Regions from separate parts of the Homo sapiens genome. Here all the other regions are linked to region 2. Evidence: chromatin contacts called from ENCODE Hi-C or POLR2A ChIA-PET data. All regions are on one chromosome and are shown on one strand. The core of a region is the stretch at or near the end of the contact, and the rest is flanking DNA. Distances in the headings are between cores, read along the strand shown.

Region 1 (2,700 bases), core at 178-2,677, 7.8 Mb before region 2:
GAGAGCAGTCACTGAGTATGTGAGGACCTAGGAGAACTTAGAAATCTTCCTTCTACAGCAGTCCCTATTTGAAAAGCCCTCAGGGAGATAGTTTATTCAGAAAATAGTTTTGCTTAGCTAAGATAAGAATGCGATTATAGAGGAAAAAGTGAGAGAATGTTTTACAGTGGAAAGGAGGTTCCAGGAGCATGAGGTGAACCTGGAAGGGTTCAACAGTAGTGCCATGAGTTAATAGAAAATAGGGAGCATTTTCTATTCTGGGTATGTGTGTGTAGAGGTGGTGTACATTTTCAGCTTCATAAATGGATACAGATGAGTGGACATATATATATAATATATTATATAATATATATTATATATATAATATATTATATAATATATATAATATAATATATATATACTATTAGTTCTGTCCATCTAGAGAACCCTGATTAATACAGCATTGTATTTTACTAAATTTCTTATTTCTTGTTATGCACATTTAGTTTTTCAATACATTGATTTATTAAATTTCTATCTCAATGTGATTTGTTTATACAAAATTGAATTAGTGAAATATTAACATATTTTAGAGATGTGGAAAAAATACCAGGTATGAGTTTAATTACTAGTCAATGAATTCATTCAGATAATTCAACTAGGATTAAGCTTTTTAAAAATTAAAAATAGTAAAAATTCATATTATTTTAAAGACTTTCAATAAACGTTTTTGGTTTTTATTTGCTTTAAGAATTTCCTATGCGAATTAAATGATGTTGATTTTGTTTACTTTAGTAGCACATGCTCTTTTAGCCTAGTGGATCATTTTGTTTGGTTTGATTGGAATAAGATTACTCACTAAGTATACAAAGAGGGGGAGTTTTACATTCAAGTAAGATGTCAAATGGGCTTTCAGTTGTGTCCACAAGAGCTGAGGTCTCTCCAGGCCCTTTGCGGCTTAGTTGCATGAAGAGCATATCTAATATCGAATACAATTCCAGGCACTCTTCCAAGTGTTCCACTTGTATTATTTCATTCAATTTTACAGCAACCTTTCAGGTGTCTATTATTAGTACACTTTTGTTTTCCCCCAGAAGAAGAAACTGAGTCATAAAGACCTTAACTTGGGACAATCACGTGTGTAGGAAAGGGGTACCAGGATTCAAACCTGCAGTCGGAAACAGGGTTCTGCAAACTCACTACCGTACTATTCTGTCCCATCCACTGACACCGTACTTCGATTCAGAGAACTTCACGTCCTAACTGTGGCAAAACGACGAATGTGCTTTATTTGCAACACGTGCAGATAAGGACCCTTACTCTATTGGCAAGAGTAAGGCTATCTGGGTGGGAGTTGGGCGGGTCCTGTCTCCTAGGCAACAGCACATGCACACAAGCGACCAATAATGAGCCCCTCTCCAAAGACCCAGGAAGGTGATGTCACTTCCTTCGTCTGGGTGGTTGCCCCAGCGACACGTTGGGCCGAAGAGCGGTGTTGGGTACCCGAGAGACCCGGCGGTGGGGAAGTCACTTCCTCCCGAAGACGCTGTTTCCTAGCAACCGCCCTCCGCCTCTGTTATTAGCCCCTCCTCCTCGCTCGGTCCAGGACCGGCTCTGCGGGCGCCGCCAGGCCCAGACCAAGGTGAGCAGCTCCTACCCGATGCTTGGCTCTTGATTCTCAGGGTCGCGGAGAACTGGCCGCGGGCGTCCGGGGCCGGGAACAGAAAGCGGGACCTGGGGGCCATGGGGGATCCGGACAGAGACCGCGCTTGGACGTGCACGGGCCTGGCGTTCGCTGGTGCTCAGCATACGGCGCGGTGAGGAGCGGCGAGCACCCGGACGTCACCTGGCCTGGTAGGGAACGGAACCCGGGGCGCACAACGCTATGGGCGGCCCTGCCAGGCCTCTGCTCCGAGTACGGGAAACCGCGATTTTAATGCGGCTCATCGCGAAAGCTTCGTCGTTTTGTCTGGCTCTCTTTAACACTTTTGTGAGAGGAAAAATTGGCTTGCAATACATCTCGCTGGCTGTTTGCGGGTTAGCATTACGATCTTTTTCTTTGAATAGCGCTGTATGCAAATATATAGATACATTTTTTTTTTGGTGGTGGTGCTCATAATTTTTACGCCGACGATCCTTTTGATGGCCTTTTAAATAAGACGTGACTTATTTTGAAGGCAATGTTATACTTTAGAAGAGAGGTGAAAAATAAGGTGTTCTATTTTAATTGGCAGCATTTTGTCGTATTAACTTGTAATCATTTATTTGCAGACTTTTTAAGTAGTTGCAAAACTATTTTAGGATAACTTCCATTTGAATTTTTTTAAACAAGCTTGTTATGAGAATTTGCTATTTCTTTACAAGAACCTTTTTAAGTGAAGATGTAGCCCAATGTTCATATCAGATGCTTTTCTTTGACCTTTGTGGGGAGAGTAGAATCAAATGTAATAAAATAAATTCTGAAGCATGCGAAGTCTGATTTGTTTTGTATATTTCAGCTACTATCAGAAGTTGAATTCTAATAATTAGCTATTTTATAAAGGTAACGAGAAAAAATACACTATGTCTGATGAAGTTTTTAGCACCACTTTGGCATATACAAAGAGTCCAAAAGTTACCAAAAGAACTACTTTCCAGGTAAAGTATTTTTATTTGGAATCATTTCACAGTGTAAACACTGTATTAGATGGGTTGAAATTGGTGATTCTAGAACAGTCCTAT
Region 2 (2,700 bases), core at 159-2,658:
CAAATGTATATTAAATACAGTTTATGTAAAAATCATTTCCACAATAAAGAAGGGCCTAAAATAGTCATGGTCTTATTATAGTTCTTGTAATAGGTGTTCCTCTGTAAAAGTACTTGGTGGGTTTTATTAACTCCGAATTTAAAGTTCATTATATAATATTTATATCTGAGTTATTTACCTTGGGGTTTTCCAGCTTGTAGTACATTACTGATGTCACAATAAGCATATGACATCAAAAAATATATATAAGGGACTTTTTGCAAAACCTTTGTTGGGTAAGAGCTAATTTCCACAGTAAAAACAGACACCAAAGTTAAAACAACTAGAACGCTTTGATTCAAGAAGCTAGTTAAAAGCTAATAAAATTCAATACATGGTTTTCAAGGTAGTTTATTTGACCTAGTTTCGTCCAATGTCTGAACAGATCAGATTTCAGCAATAAAATTACCTTACTTTCAGGGAACTGATGAATACTTGCAAAACAGTGCCCTTCTAAGCAGCTATATTAATATATTCTATTTTCTCGACCCGGTCCCACCTCCACCTGTAGCATGACTTGAAGAACCGTGAACAAGAAATTAGACAGGTTTATATCCTAAGAGTAGGCTCGTTTACATTAGATGGTTTTCAGGACTGTCAGGGCAGAAATGGGGTAAGGGTGTCTCTTTCCCAACCATAGATGGGTAGAAGAAAGTGTACAGGCTGATGGTGCAGAACCCTCTTACCTCCAGTTTCTGTAATTCCCACACGCATAGGGGAACCGCAACCACTATTGACACCAGGTAGATGACCGCTACTAAAGGTCGAATCCACTGTCTCCAGTTCCTCCAGGTACAAGTGCAAGGCATGTTTTCGCACAAATCAGATCCGGTTAGCAAGGGAAAAGATCTCGAAAAGATTGTAATGGGGAGCCCTGTTCTCTGGCTGTTTTGTCAACTCGCATACTACGGAGAAAAAGCTGTCGGGCGACTTTACGAACAGCTCGAGCCGCCTCCTGGACCGGCGCTGTGTCTTCTGCTGCTGCTGCTTCTGCAAATGTAGCCTCTCAGGGTGCTATTGGCGAGCAGTGCAGGCAACATCCTTTCTTCTCCACCCCGCATCTACCCGGTTGTACTGCGGTGGAATCCCAGGCAGAGCCGCTGCCCTCACCTGGGGATCGCCCTGAGCTCTGCCTGTACCATGGCTTCCAGGAGAGCAGCACAGACCAGGAACCGGCCTCTAGGGACCCTGCACACTCCGGTTCTGTCTCGCAGCTGCCTGCCCACTCGCTCTTTTCTTTGGGGATCGAGCTTCCTACCTCCCGCACTGGCAGGCGTCTCTTCAGTCGATTCCGCTAGTAGGTAAGGCCCCAGGATCTCCTCATTCTTTCGCACGGGACCTCCCCTACAGCGGAACCCAAGGCCAAACCAAGACTTTCAGCTCTTTTCCGCTTCCGCCCCTGCTGTCTGAGGCAGGTGATTCGTCGTCAGCGCCAAACTGGGCCCGCCCCATCCGACTCACTTTGCGCCCTCTGATTGGTCAGCTGTGGGGGCGGGGCTGCAGGATTGCGTACTGGGGTTAGAAAGAAGAGCAGGTGCGTGGAAGTGGGTGGAATTGCCGCAGATGGTCCAGCGGGCTATTGCAAGGATTCTGGAAGCTGCGGGAATTATTTGAGGACACTTGAAGCACACCTACTACATTCTTCTGCTGGCGTTATTCCAGTTTAAAGAAAGCTTGGGTAAGGGGCGGTTACTTCAGAGTTGGACTGGAAGAGAGAAGGCCCATCTCTACACAAAACATCCCCTATTCAATCTAGAGTGGATACAGAAGCCCGCTGGAGTAAGAAGACAAGGAAGAATGGGAAACCTCCACCTAGTTTTCTGTCAGTTGCTAGAATCTAGGGGCTAGGCCGCTTGGTTATTTCTGGATCCTACAGAAGGATCATTCTAAAGGTAGCTTCATTTTAGAATTAACCGCAAATAGGGAATGTCCCTTCTACATTTGGAACTTGTGTTAAAAATTTGCACTCATTTAAGTTTTAAAAAGTTGACATTCCATCTGACAAAGGAGTTTCATATGCTTAAAGCCTTTAGCTAAACCAATAGAGTAAACAAATATCTACTACTCAATTACATATACAAATGCGTTTTATATTGTAATTGTAATTTTCAGGGGGACAGGCACTGTACTAAGTTCATTACCTACATTATGTAAGTTGTTCTGCACAAAAATTTTGAGAGGTAGGCATTTTTCCACTTTACAGATAAAAAAGTCAAGTGGCTGATAAATTTGCCCAGGCTCACTGAGCTAGTTAAGTGGTAGTGTGGAGATAGCAACCTTGGTCTTTGTGACTCCAAAGGGCATTATATTTAAGCATTTGACCTGCTAGTACCTGCCACCTGGGGAATTTCCGCCTAATGACCATACGGATAAGGAGGCTTGTAACATTGAGTACACCTAGCCCAGGAGTCTCACAGAGACACCTAAGGAATATTATGAGCCCCTTTTTTGGTATCGTCTGTTTGGACTTGACTTCACTGCCTACTTCTCAGTTGTTAACATTTGTATTTTACAACCTGACCCAAACTACTTTCTACCGGAAAAATAGGCCTTATGTTTGTTCTTCCTAAGCTTACTTTAAAAATGGAAATTAAGGCTGGGTGCAGGGGCTCATGCCTGTAATCCCAGCAGTTTGGGAGGCGGAGGTGGGCGGATCATGAG
Region 3 (2,700 bases), core at 80-2,579, 6.4 Mb after region 2:
GCCTTATGAAACGTTAAGCACATATTATTCCAAATGAAGCGGGTGATCCTTAACGCATTTATTGGCACTAACGATTCTAAAAATGTAAACGTCAAAAAAATTTACCCTAAAAGACAAACTAGTCTTCTTTTCCCACTAAGAAAAAAGTTTCTCCAATGATAAAGTATTCTGCACCTCATTAAAACAAATGAATCATGTATCATTAGCAAAAACAAAAAAATCATTAATAAGAGCATTATTTAGCCAGTTTATATCACTTTTTTGAGCTATATATTCAGATGACCTGACGCTGCCAACACCTTAAGTATAACAAGTTTAATTTTTCCTATGTAATATGTAAACAAAACATCTAACAGTCAACAAATAACACTATTTATTAACTACAAAGTCAAAACATTCTGAAGATATTTAAGGTATTAGTTGCTCTGACTTTAACAAATGCTCTTCCCTCTACACGCAGTGAGCATGTAATTTTAACGGGGTTCAAATTTACGTTTAAGAGTATGTTTAATTTTCATCATTTAGTTGAAATACAAGATTTTTCTAAACTGAAGTTTTCTGAACTGAATGCTCAATTAAAAAAAAAACAAAACAGGTGGTAAGCAGTACGGTAGCAACTGAAAAATAGCCAGATTTAATAGGTGGTTATTTCGGTAACGTAACGCCCAGACCACTAAGGCACCATTCCAATATGTAAAATGACAAAATCTAGAGGGCGTGCTGCCCTGGCCAAAGAACCTCAGAAAATAATCACGAGGTGATCATGCGGATTAACTTTCTGCGTCCTCAGAGATATCCTCTGAATCCTCTGATAAAGTTAAATCTCATTTTTTTTTCCCTCCAGTTTGTTCTGCACGCTCAAAAGAGTGAATCTTCTTCTCAGCCTTATACGGGTTCAAGCCCTTTTCCGGTAACACTCCAACTTCTTGCATGCACTGCGTGTGTCACCAAATGAGGAAACAGGCACGGGGCACTGCGGCTTTAGGAGTCCAGCCTGGAGCTGGAGGACCCAGTGGGGCGGAGGGGCGTCCAGGGGAGAAGCGGCGGAGGTGCCAGGCGGCTCGGGGACCCGCAACGGGGACCCGCAACCGTCACCCGCCCGCGGGACACCCTACCTCGTGCGCGCTCCGGGCAAACCTCGCTCACTTTCGCCGGGAGACCGGACTCACTCAGGGGGCCGAGGGACAGGGAATGGCGTGAGGCCCACCCGCGACAGCAGTAAATCCAACTCGTGGACCAGGACTCCGGGAAAGAAGGTACTAACAGCCAGGGAGGCTGACAGCCGATTCCGGACACTAGGAGACGGACCGGACGTCCTTTTACGACAGCAGCGCCTTACGGCTGACGTCATAGGACGGGAGCCGCCCACCTCTGTTCGCTCCGCCCCTTCCCCGCCCACTCCTGCGGGGGCCAATGCCCCATTCCTAAGCAGAGGATCTGCAGAAAAGGAAGGGAATGCGAGGGAAAATAGGGAAGCAGAAGGAGGGAAAGCAGGGGAAGGCCCCCTCAGTTTTACTTTTTTAGAAAAAGGAGAAATCTAAAAGGAAGAGGAAAATGAACTCACAGACTTGGTACTGGATCAATTGACTCAAACAGCAAATTCATGTTGAATTCTGTTGGAAACCTTTCCCCACCTCTACATCTTGCGTGCCTCACATCCCACCTTTTCTTGGTTGCTGCGCAAACTGTGCCTTCAGTTGCCTGATGAACTTCCGTACCAGCCTCCCCTGTCTCTTATTTCTGTTATGCCCTCTGGATTCCATTCCTTTGTGAACAAATCATCCCACATTCTCTACCTCTAATGTGTAATCTGCCTGCTTTTAACTGAAACCTGATGATCCTCCCCCTGCATCAGAATCTCCTTCCGATCAAGCACCTCCACCTTTGCATAGCCGACCAAGCTGGGTTTCCTAATCTCTTTCGGAGCTCTGCCGCACTTAGGATTCAGTACCAGGCCTATTCCTGTGCTTTTCCTGCCCTCCCCCTGCAGGAGATAAAAGCCTCTTTATTTGGACCAAAGAGGCCTTCTGGAATTTACTCTTAGATTTTGATAGCCAATTAACCATCTCAGCCTTTTGCTATTTTCAAAGAATCAATTTTACTTAGCAATAACAGTCAATGCCACTGTCATTAAGGTTACTATTTCCCTCATAGTTCTCAAATGCCTGATACATTTTACCTACTCGTATATAAATTAGAATACCACCCCAGTTACGTTAGAATACCACCCCAGTTTCATTACTGATGAAAGTTGTAACTATTGCACTGTTACCTTGTGCCGAGGTCTGTGTGTCCTACACCTACCACCGAGGGGGTCCTCATTGATAGTCACATGGCCTGTGATTCGAATCATAAATCCCATCTTAGCCTAACTTGAACCACTCCTGACACCAACTGTTTTAGGTTGGCTTCCCCAGGAAGCATACTCTGAGTCAGAGAAGAGTATAATGAGTATGTTAGGGAATGCTTTGGGGAACAACATCTGCAGGAGAAATGGAAGCAGGATTGAGCAGAGGGAAGAGTTGACCTGCAGTGACGTCTCAGTGAAGGCCTCGTTTTGAATCTGGGATATCCCTTCAGAGTTGTCTTGAGTTAGGGGAACTGGGCTGGACCTTTATACACCTATGACATTTAGTCACTGGATGAACGCTGCCAAAGGAGAAGAGTGCAACCTTGGGTTAAAGGACTCCTGAAGATGGC
Region 4 (2,700 bases), core at 143-2,642, 7.1 Mb after region 2:
GTCCTTTGTGCACCTACATAGGTATCAAATATTCGCTGCAATTCACACTTCCCAGTCATCTGTCGTAATAGCCATTTCATCCAAAATCGAAAAAAGTGCCCATAGAAGAACTCCCACAAAGAAATAAACATTTTTTTTTCCTGGAGGAGGGAAACATACAAGACAAGCTTAATGACCTTAAACTGAATTTTAAAATTTAAAAAGTTTATACAACTGATCAAATCTCAAATTATGTATCTATCATTTCATTGTGTCTGTTTTGACAGTTTAATTAGGCATTTAAAAACAATGGCAGGTGTAATATATACCGCTATTAATTGATGATCAAATGGCCAATTAATCACTTTTTCAAAACTAAAATTCAAACAATGTACTCAAACTATTCAATGGCTTGAAAGAGTAACAGAATGGTTTGCACTTTTTGCTAAATAATTGTATTTCATATCTTAGTTTCCTAACTTCCCATTCTTTGAGAACTGGGGCTCAACAGTTCAAGATCAAGAGGACTCCAACTAATCAACAATTAAAATATATACCAAAACATCAGAGTTGTTTTTATAGAATACACTCTTCTTATCCCATGTGGATAATTCGTTACAACTGTCCCAGTCAGGTGATGCCAGCAAATAAAAACACTACAAACTTAAGTATACAAGTTGAACACTGAGTATATAACACCTTAGCTCATTCTTGATTTTCCATTCAATAGGTCAAGGGCAGAAATACTAACAAGTTTTTGTTTTGCTAAGTACACACTCGATACAACTATATCTTATGCCATAAGAAAATTCTTCAGCTTCTAAATGAAAAAGTCAGGGAGATACTAGTGAGAGGGAGATACTTAAAAACAAAATTGCTCGTCTCCTTCCTGCCTTAAACATTCCCACAGACACGTCACCTCTGGACTAGGGCCTGAGGAGGGACTGTCGAAGTTCGAAGTACCCGCAGGTCAGTGCAGAAAGAGCGCATAGCACAGCTGGGTTGATCATTATCTTGAAAATCAAGCCATCTAGTCCGCGCTCATTAGGACAAAAGCGCAGAACTGCCGAGCAGAGGGGATGCACGCGTAGCGGCGCCTGAGCACCCCAGGGCTCTGGGCGTCTCTGCGCCGACCCCCCTCGCGCGCCGCCCGCGAATGGGAGGGCAGGGCTCGCACAAAGACCCGCCGGCCCAGGCGCCCCCGGGTTCCCGCAGAACCCCGCGGGGCTCGCGAGCCCGCGCGCTCTCAGTGCAGCCGCACCGAGGCATCCGGGGCAAGAGGAAAAGAAACAGCAGCCACCTCACAGGAGCGGAAGAACTAGGGGGAGCAGGAGCTGCCTCGGTTTCCCCACTGCAAACAGCCGGCAACGGAAACGACGGAACACTCCCTTCAAGCACCGCGACCCGGAAGTCAGGGAGCGAGGCCGCGGACCCGCCTTCCCAGGGCCACTGCCCGCCCCGCCCCTCCGGCCTCTTCCGATTGGCCCGCGCTCCACCTATTGCTAACGCTGGAGAGAGGTCGAGCTGAGTGGCCCAGGCGCGAGGGCTCAGATACTAGGGACGCCCAGACGGTTTCCCTGGCAACGGCGGCCAGGAGCCCCGCCCCGCGCCGGAGTAGCGCCTCCTAGCGCTGCGCTGGAGACTTTTCCCTCCTTGAACCTCAGGTCCTTAGCGCGGGTTGACACCTTGTACTATTCCTAGGCTCCAAGCGCGGAAGAAACCCTGTGCTTACGGTAACTTATAGTGCCTTAGTTACAAAAGCGCTTTCATCTGCATTGAATCTTAATTCTGTGAAGTAATTATGAATAACTCCACTTTATGCACGAGAAAAGGGAACCGGCTACTTGACTGTGGCCAATACGTGGCAGATGAGGAAAGTCCATGTGTTGAGAAACGAAGTTTGGACTTTATCCTATAATACTATAGGTCTAAAAGTTAATTTATCAAATGTTTATTCCCTAACTGGTTGTTTTTGTTGAAAAAGTAATTTCGTGATTACTTTTTAAAAACCTCAAGCAGTAAGTTTCTTAATTCAACAAGTATTTGTTGATTGTTAGCACAGGCAGTGTTCCAAAAGGCAGTCAAACACGAAACAAACAGCCAAATATTTAATATGTCAGATGCTACTAAATGTTAAGGGTATAGGGGTTGTTAGCTAAGGGGTAATGGGGAGTCTGTGGGGGAAGTCATTGCATACAGTGTGGTCAAGGAAGTCTCATTATTAACGTGGCATTTTGGCCTCATTGAACGAAGTAAGGGAGTTTACTGTGGGAGTATCTGGAGGGAGAGTGATCCAGGCACCAGAATGACAAGTGCAAAGACCTTGAATTGGGAGGGTTTTTGAAATGTTGGAGGAAGAGCAAGAAGGCCGGGGTGGCTGGAGGAGAAAGAGCAAGGGGGAGAGTAGAATATAAATACAAAGGACAACTGATACTGAAAACAAATTTCCCCATCCACCCAAAACTCCTGATACCTCCGTCACCTTGCTCAGAAGCAACCAGTATTACTTTCTTGTTTCTAATTCCAAAAATATTATATGCAAGTGTATATATGTATATTCCTTCCAACTCCTTGAATTGAAGCAAGTGATACATACTTTCCCACATCTCAACCAGCGTTTAAAAAATGGACTAATTGTAGAACACTAGCCATGTGCAGGGTGCATAAGCCGTCATCCCTGTCCCATACCAACAATGAACTTGGTAATGAAGTCTGGATAGA

What was found. A loop is a pair of places that touch in the nucleus more often than their neighbours do. ChIA-PET counts read pairs that join two places held with the same protein, here RNA polymerase II (POLR2A). Pooled maps may share reads with other maps.
Region 1: a loop to region 2 is called in a pooled map, with 28 times the contacts of the local background. The contact joins the promoter of MAP9 here to the promoter of TMEM184C in region 2. A Hi-C loop is called at or near these places in 6 of 50 pooled maps.
Region 3: a loop to region 2 is called in a map of B cell, with 24 times the contacts of the local background. The contact joins the promoter of ZNF330 here to the promoter of TMEM184C in region 2. A Hi-C loop is called at or near these places in 3 of 168 maps with a recorded cell type or tissue (B cell, CD8-positive, alpha-beta T cell and naive thymus-derived CD4-positive, alpha-beta T cell) and 8 of 50 pooled maps.
Region 4: a loop to region 2 is called in a map of naive thymus-derived CD4-positive, alpha-beta T cell, with 24 times the contacts of the local background. The contact joins the promoter of ELMOD2 here to the promoter of TMEM184C in region 2. A Hi-C loop is called at or near these places in 2 of 168 maps with a recorded cell type or tissue (both naive thymus-derived CD4-positive, alpha-beta T cell) and 5 of 50 pooled maps. POLR2A ChIA-PET finds 5 or more read pairs at or near these places in 1 of 52 experiments (activated T-cell).

The regions. Positions count from the first base shown.
Region 1 is chr4:155,375,692-155,378,391 of GRCh38, reverse strand. It overlaps MAP9 (microtubule associated protein 9), which reads left to right and starts at 1,427. Exons shown (of 14, transcript NM_001039580.2): 1 at 1,427-1,621; 2 at 2,478-2,616. The coding sequence starts at 2,542. RefSeq lists an enhancer at 1,545-1,974.
Region 2 is chr4:147,616,105-147,618,804 of GRCh38, reverse strand. It overlaps TMEM184C (transmembrane protein 184C), which reads right to left and starts at 1,408. Exons shown (of 10, transcript NM_018241.3): 1 at 726-1,408. The coding sequence starts at 848. It overlaps TMEM184C-DT (TMEM184C divergent transcript), which reads left to right and starts at 1,560. Exons shown (of 2, transcript NR_186679.1): 1 at 1,560-1,717. RefSeq lists enhancers at 989-1,038, 1,069-1,188.
Region 3 is chr4:141,219,524-141,222,223 of GRCh38, reverse strand. ZNF330 (zinc finger protein 330) reads right to left here and starts at 1,329. Exons shown (of 10, transcript NM_014487.6): 1 at 1,116-1,329. RefSeq lists enhancers at 533-1,037, 1,038-1,544.
Region 4 is chr4:140,522,860-140,525,559 of GRCh38, reverse strand. It overlaps ELMOD2 (ELMO domain containing 2), which reads right to left and starts at 1,392. Exons shown (of 9, transcript NM_153702.4): 1 at 1,280-1,392; 2 at 1-140. The coding sequence starts at 131. RefSeq lists silencers at 1,031-1,150, 1,341-1,690.